Linked DNA regions of Homo sapiens: all the other regions are linked to region 1. The links are chromatin loops, found by intact Hi-C in ENCODE. Cell type or tissue: heart left ventricle. All regions are shown on one strand. Region 1 has its middle 11 kb from the start of ELF4. Region 2 overlaps ELF4 (E74 like ETS transcription factor 4). Region 3 has its middle 20 kb from the start of RAB33A.

Evidence for each region. Hi-C counts contacts between places; a loop is a spot of excess contacts. Peaks named below come from ENCODE experiments on the same cell type or tissue, not always from the same donor. Only the 100,000 strongest peaks of a DNase experiment are listed, where the experiment ranks them.
Region 2: it touches region 1 in a loop (2.2-fold over the local background); 61 of 110 quality-filtered maps call a loop at or near these places.
Region 3: a loop joins it to region 1, with 2.4 times the contacts of the local background. A loop is called at or near these places in 18 of 110 quality-filtered maps.

Annotation. Positions count from the first base shown.
Region 1 is chrX:130,119,860-130,122,359 of GRCh38, reverse strand. It overlaps a transcript of RAB33A not described here. Among named protein-coding and RNA genes, the nearest start is that of ELF4, 11 kb to the right of the region's middle. RefSeq lists silencers at 1,115-1,324, 1,314-1,453 and an enhancer at 1,604-1,703. In heart left ventricle, CTCF peaks have their summits at 1,254 and 1,472; a DNase peak (open chromatin) is centred at 1,359; H3K4me3 peaks cover 1,222 bases; H3K27ac peaks cover 877 bases.
Region 2 is chrX:130,078,610-130,081,109 of GRCh38, reverse strand. All of the region lies in intron 2 of ELF4 (E74 like ETS transcription factor 4), which reads left to right. Among named protein-coding and RNA genes, the nearest start is that of ELF4, 31 kb to the left of the region's middle. RefSeq lists a silencer at 961-1,255. In heart left ventricle, a CTCF peak has its summit at 1,139 (motif pointing left); no DNase peak of the experiment used is centred here.
Region 3 is chrX:130,191,146-130,193,645 of GRCh38, reverse strand. No RefSeq gene overlaps it. Among named protein-coding and RNA genes, the nearest start is that of RAB33A, 20 kb to the right of the region's middle. In heart left ventricle, a CTCF peak has its summit at 1,180 (motif pointing right); a DNase peak (open chromatin) is centred at 1,195.

The DNA of each region.
Region 1 (2,500 bases):
CCCCTCTGGAAGGAAAGGGGAGCTTTAGGTGTTTCAGAGGCCAGCAGGGCTCCTCTAGCTTGAAGCCTTCCCTGGCCTGGGCCTGAGGCCCTTAGGCACCTTGTTGAAACTAATATTCTAAGCAACCAGGGTGTGATTCTGGTTTCCCACCCCAGTGGAGAGGTGATGAGACAATCCAATCCTCTCATCCCTTCCACTGTCCTCAAATTAGTGTCACAAGGGGGTGGTATGAAAACCCGGACTCCTGGGCCTCCAAGTCACCCCCACCCTATCCTGAACTGGTCCACTATCAAGTTCCAGGAGAAAGGGCCAGTGACCTCTCAGATGATCGGCTCGACTTGCTGCTGGGGTCCAGAACAGCTCAAGGCTCAGAACACTCCACACTTGTCCCTTCAGTGGCAGAAGCTGTTCCAAATCCCGCCTGAAGCAAGCCCATGTTCTCACTTGTTCATTGGAACAGGTGGTTCTAAAGAAGAGCCACCAGCTTCCAGGTGAACTCCTCAGGCAGTCCCAAGGTTCTGAAGAGGGAAGGGGATCCCCAGACCCCTTCCCTTGGGCAGGCACTCCCTGAATGCAGTGGCTAATTACAAAAGGATACCTTAGTGAGAGCTTTGCCCAATCTTGCAAACATGCAATTCCCTCCTGGGCATTCCCTGTGCACCCCTAGAACAGCACAGGTGGCCAGGTTGGAACAGGGGCGCGGAGATCTCCACGGGGACTCCCACGCGCCACCGCCCTCCCAGCTGCCCCACCGAATCCTTCCCGGGGAGCCCAGAGCCGCTCCAGTTCGCCTGTCGGGACGGGAGGAAGAGGGGAGGCGGGAGCAGAAAGAAAGGATTCCAGCACTTTGGGAGGCTGAGGCGGGCGGATCACCTGAGGTCAGGAGTTCGCGACCAGCCTGGCCAACGTGGTGAAACCCTGTCTCTACTAAAAATGCAAAAGTTAGCTGGGCGTGGTGGTGGGCGCCTGTAATTCGAGCTACTCCGGAGGCTGAGGCAGGAGAATCGCTTGAACCCGGGGGTGGGGTGCGGAGGTTACAGTGAGCCAAGATCGCGCCACTGCAGCCTGAGCGAAAGAGCGAGACTCCGCCAAAAAAAAAAAAAAAAAGAAAAGAAAAGAAAAAAAAGAAAGGATTGAGGGGAAGTTTCAAAGGGTGTGCCGGGGACCGGGGAAGAGTCTCATTCTCATGAGTCAGCGGATCCGGCCCAGTGTGACTTCACTGCTTCCCCAGAAGAGGCGCCCAGGGCAGGAGGCCGCTCAGAGCGCAGCAGCAGGAGTGGAAGCTCGGGGCGCTGGCTGCCTGCGCCGGGCAGGGCGCGGGACAAGGCTTGGGGCTGGGCTGGTCAGGCCGCTTGGGGCTGAGGCGGCGAAGGGAGGCCGCGTGCCAGCGAGGAAAGCTGGGGGCAGAGGAGCCGATATCTCCTCCTCCTGCTGCTCCTCCTTGGACGACAGTTCCCGCCGCCGCCGCCGCGTTCCGCGTGCAGGTGGCGCTGCAGAGGCGCCCGGGCGCACTGCTGGGCGGGTGGGCACGCTCAGCCCCACCAGGATCCGGGCTTGGAAGGCGCGCGAGCCTAGAAAGGGGGTAGCGAGAAAAAGGCCACCAGCCCCCGCTGCTTCTCAGGCCGTCCCCGAACTCGAGAGAAGGACGCGCTCCCACCCCACTGGCGGGAGAGTACGGAGATCAGCCCCGCGGCCGAGCGCCCCAGGTCGGGGGCTGGTTCCTGCGCGCTTCTGCAAAGTCCCTCGAGCCACCTCGCAGGCCCCACAGAGCCCCGGGCGGCTCCTAACTTCAGCAAAGGAATTGCAGTTTCGGGCGGTCTTTGCTCTCTGGGGATGGCGCTCTTGACCCGCAGGCAGTAGAATGGAAACTTTGAGTCGTGTCTGGGGCGTTGGGGGTGGGTTTCCCTGAACAGCCACTCTCTAGCCTGGCTCCCATGAGACTTAGAACGCATCTCCAGCACAGGGGATGCAGACTGTGGCCAAGGCTGGGGCGCAGCCTGAGACTCGGCTCGGCCGACATGAGAGGTAGAGGCTCTGCTTAAGTCCGGATCTAGAGGGACAGTTAGGTGGTCCGTGCTTGTCAATCCGGTCTTCTGCAGCTATATAAGGAAAAAAGAAAAAAAAACAAAAAACAAAAAAACAAAACAAAAAACTAAGGGCTTATCTGGGGCTCAAACTTGCAACCTCTGTCTTCATAGATAGAACTTCGTGTCCTAACTCCTTGCAGGCCCTGAGCTCTAGAAGCCATGATGCTGCCTTGGACATCCTCGTGGTGCTTGGTGGTTATGAGGTGGCTGTTTAGTTAACATATTGAGAATATCAAGGCACAAAAATAACCTTGTGGCCAGAACCTGTGGGGAAAAGTTGTTGAGGGCTCCAACCTCGCCCTTTCCAGAAGCTAGAGTGGCCACTTCTGTGATACAACTTGACATATAAAATCTATGGGCAGAGTGTGTCCCTCTTTTCTGTGCCAAGAAATAAAAGCTGCACCCCGTGTTAG
Region 2 (2,500 bases), 41 kb after region 1:
GGCCCTGCTTGCCAGCCAGCCTGCGTGCCAGCCAGTCACTCATGAGGCTGGTCTGGAGTCACCGGGCAGTCATTTAGGGAGCTGGTTGCCCACATGCAATCATTGAGCCAGCCAAACATCTGCTAAGTACATCAGCTGGGCTGTTGGTTAGTCAGCAACATGGACCAAACGCATAAGGGGTACACTGACCATCAGATGCATTTTTCGGCCACTTCTCTTCTCTCAAAGTGTCACAGTGAGAAAGCTGTGGGGACAGCCACATAGCAAGAATGAGCACTGCCAGCTGAACTGTAGACTGGTGTCCAGGCCCTGACATTTTCAGAGTCGTCTTTTTGGCCCCAGCCTGAGGATTCAGGACAAGCTGGAAATGAGGTCTTTTGGTGGGAGGAAGTTGGAAAATAGGACAGGATTCTGGTGCTCACTGAGGTCCCCACTGCTCCATACCTTCCCTACACTGGCACGTTTTCTGTGCACTTAGATGTATGTACCCATTGAACGGTGTCCTGGCAGACTCATCACTACCCTCCATTCTCCTTCTTCCATAAAATGGAGAGAGAAGAGGCATCCAGGCACAGTAGAAAGAATGGAAGATTAGGAGTCAGGAGCCCTGGGTTCCGATCCCAGTTTGGCCACAATGTCACCTGAGCAAGTCCTGTCCCTTACCCTATTTTTTTTTTTTTTTTTTTGAAACGAAGTCTCACTCTGTCGCCCAGGCTGGAGTCCAGTGGCGTGTTCTCAGCTCACTGCAACCTCTGCCTCCCATGTTCAAGCCATTCTCCTGCCTCAGCCTCCCAAGTAGCTAGGATTATAGGCACTTGCCACCATCCCCGGCTAATTTTTGTGTATTATTAGTAGAGACCGGGTTTCACCATGTTGGCCAGGCTGGTCTCCAACTCCTGGCCTCAAGTGATCCACCCACCTTGGCATCCCAAACTGCTAGGATTACAGGCGTGAGCCACCACGCCTGGACCCCTATCCTATCTGACTGCTGTTTCCCCATCTTCACCAAGAGGCGATCCAACTGGATTATCTCCAAAGGGCATTCCAGTCTAACTCAGATGCTCTCTATTCTAAATCCTGTGAGGATGGAAAACTGTCCAATCTCTAGCTGCCTACCAAAGCCTGCCCCCTAGTGGCCTTTGAGCACTTTGAACTTTCCGTCTACCTCCTTGCCTTAAAGCAGCTCAATTTTATTGAACATATGTGGTGTGCCTAGCCTCGTGGAAGGCATCAGACAAGGAGAAAGGAAGAAAAATCTACCATACATGAGTTCTCAATGCTACTTGTCATTTTCCATTTGTTTCTAGTCCACTCAGCAACTGTTTCTTTTCTTCATAGAGGCTGTTTTTCACAGAAGCAGTTCTTACCTTCCAACCTATCCCTCCACCCTCAGCGGACAGCCTCTCCTCCAATCCACAGAGAAGCTCAAAGCCCAGGACGCCCTCAATTTCCCTCCCTTCTCTCTTTTTATCTGTAACATCTCCTGTTCTTGTTTCCTTCCCACTGGCCCAGGAGAAAGAAATGTTACTTTTCCTTGCAAGGGTGACTCCCAACCTCTGTACTTAATCTGTTCTCTCCTGCATCCCTTAAGACCTCAAACCATCCATCACTTCCTCTCTCTTGTATCTTTTATTTTTTATTTTTATTTTTTGAGATGGAGTTTCGCTCTTGTCACCCAGGTTCCAGCACAGTAGCACAATCTGGGTTCGCTGCCACCTCTGCCTCCTGGGTTCAAGCGATTCTTGTGCCTCAGCCTCTGGAGTAGCTGAGATTATAGGCACGCATCACCAAGCCCAGCTAATTTTTGTATTTTCAGTAGATACAGGGTTTCACCATGTTGGGCAGGCTGGTCTCGAACTCCTGACCGCAGGTGATCCACCCGCCTCGCCCTCCCAAAGTGCTGGGATTACAGACGTGAGCCACCGCGCCTGGCCTCTTGTATCTTTTAGACCTCAGATTTCTTTCCTCAACTTTGAACATCTTCAGGTGTCCCAACCCTAAAAGAAAACCTTCCCTCCCTTCTGCCCCCACCTTCAAAATTGCATCTTTTTATACCTTTTTAGTTCCTTTCTTCCCCCCAGGGTAGTCTCCACACTCTGTTTTTACTTTATTACCTGCCTTTCACTCTTTTTTCTTTCCTTCTTTCTTTTTTTGACAGGGTCTCACTCTGTCACCCAGGATGGAGTGCAGTGGCACAATCATGGCTCACTGCAGCCTCGACCTCCCCAGGCTCAGGTGATCTTCCCACTTCAGCCTCCCAAGTAGCTGGGGCAACAGGCACATGCCACTGCGCCTGGCTAATTGTGTGTGTGTGTGTGTGTGTGTGTGTGTGTGTGTGTGTGTGTGTAGAGAGAGAGAGAGTTTTGCTCTTGTTGCTCAGGCTAGAGTGCAATGGCACGATCTCGGCTCACTGCAATCTCCATCTCCTGGGTTTAAGCGATTCTCCTGCCTCAGCCTCCCAAGTAGCTGGGATTACAGGCGTGCATCACCATGCCTGGCT
Region 3 (2,500 bases), 71 kb before region 1:
TGCCTGGCCCAGGTTTTTTATTTATGCTTGTACCTGAAACTTTCTCCAGTACTTTAAGATTAAATTCAGAGGGTCACAGTACCTACTTTATCGATGGGGAAGGGATTAAGTACCACCTATAGATTCAAATCAGGTTATGAGGTCCATTTCTCATTCTAGTTCAACTACATCATGGCTTAGGGGCCTCTCTCTATGCCCTCTGGTGGGTTTGTTTGTTTTTCTGAGACGGAGTCTTGCTCTGTCGCCCAGGCTGGAGTGCAGTGGCGTGATCTCAGTGGCGAGATCTCAGCTCACTGCAACCCCTGCCTCCCGGGTTCAAGCAATTCTCCCACCTCAGCCTCCTGAGTAGCTAGGATTATGGGTGCACGCCACCACACCCAGCTAATTTTTGTATTTTTAGTAGAGACAGGGGTTTCACCGTGTTGGCCAGGCTGGTCTCCATCTCCTGACCTTGCGATCCACCCACCTTGGCCTCCCAAAGTGCTGGGATTACAGGCGTGAGCCACCGCGCCCGGCCAATCCTGGTAGTCTTTAAGAGAGACCACTGGCCAGGCGCGGTGGCTCACACCTGTAATCCCAGCACTTTGGGAGGCCAAGGTGGGCAGATCACGAGGTCAGGAGATCGAGACCATCCTGGCCAACACGGTGAAACCCCATCTCTACTAAAAATACAAAAAATTAGCCGGGCGTGGTGGCAGGCACCTGTAGTCCCAACTACTTGGGAGGCTGAGGCAGGAGAACAGCGTGTACCCAGGAGGCGGAGCTTGCAGTGAGCCAAGATTGCGCCACTGCACTCCAGCCTGGGCGACAGAGGGAGACTCCGTCTCAAAAAAAAAAAAAAAAGACTACCAGGACTGCCTACCTACCCAGCTTCAAAATCTGTCTCCCTGGGCAGGTGAGGTGTTTCTCAATGTCTCCTCTCTGTCCCTCCCTTCTACCAGTCTAGTAGGTTTCACAGACTCCCCTTAGGAGAGTTAAGCCCTAGTGATTTGGCAGAGGTAGCTGCAGGGCACTCCCAGCCCATTCCCTTTTATGAGTAACCCCTCTAGTTCCAGGTGTCTAAATGCACAGATTGGGACCAGGATTAGCGCCTTCTGTTTGAGCGTCCATCCCGGGAAATGGTCAGTACTGGTCAGAAAAAAACTGATAAACTTTCCTGCCTCCTGCCTTCACTAATTAGTCTTACCAGCAGGAGGCGCGCGGCAGACATGTAATCTATTTTTTCTCACTCTCATCTTGAGCCTTGTGTCCAGAGTGGTTGATACTCAGGTTATACTCGGGATTAATCTTTGGTTGTCTCTTATAGATAAGAGGCTCTTGCTTCCTAGTTTCAAGGAAACAACCCAAGGACGTTGGGTATAACTGGAACCGTTTCACTTACCCTAAGTTTAGGGCCTGAAAAGATCCACTTTATCAGGCTGAGTTCCCTGGTTACCCAGATCGCCCTGGGGTTCATACAGCTGGTTTTGAAGCTCTGGCTCAGGAAAAGTCATTTCTGATTTTAGGGCTCACTAGGAAGCCTAGGGGTAATGACCCCGTCCCCACCCCACCCCCACCCCAGACCTAGAGGCACATCAGAATCAGCTGTGGACATTCTAACAATACAAATTAATTCCTGGGCCTGCCCCCAAGATCTGCCTGACCAGAGTGTTGGGGGCTGTGGCCCCAGGAGTCTGTACTTTAACAAGTCCCTCACTGGTTTCATGCTGTTAGCTGTGAACTGGCATTTGGGAACCACTAATCTAGGGGAATCTCTGGGAACCTGTCTCAGTCCTCCTGCCCCAGCACAGCCTCTTAGGGGCATAGAAGTCAAGGGGACTTGGAATCAGAACAAGGATTTTTTGTTTTTTGTTTTTTGTTTTTGTTTTTGAGATGGAGTCTTGCTCTGTTGCCCAGGCTGAAGTGTAGTGGTGTGATCTTGGCTCACTGCAACCTCTGTCTCCCTGGTTCAAGTAATTCTCCTGCCTCAGCCTCCCGAGTAGCTGGGACTACAGGCATGCACCACTACGCCTGGCTAATTTTGTATTTTTAGCAGAGACAGGATTTCGCCATGTTGGCCAGGCTTGTCTCGAACTCCTGACCTCAGGTGATCCACCCACCTCGGCCTCTGCACCCGGCCCAGAACAAGGTTTTAACTCATGTGGCTGTGCCACTTGAATCATGCTGGGATTTTCAAGGGACTTGGAAGTGGTTCAGGAGACTAGGGAGGCCCTTAGGGAGCAAGGCCCCTTCCAGTGAGGCAATGAGGGATGCTGTATAAAGGAGGGGCCTCTTTAAGGTAAGGAAGAATTATGTCCCCTCAGGTGTTACAAGAGGATAAATACTGACCTCTCTCTGCATCTGCTGGTGACAGTTGCAGAAGAAGCTGAGCCTTGCTTTCCAGGGATCTCTCAGCACATCTGTGTGCCCTCCTCTGCCCCCAGCACGCACTGAGGGTGGGCTGAGTCAGCTTCCCTCAAGGGGTGGGGGCTGCTCCAGCTATTCTGGGCTGGGCATCCTT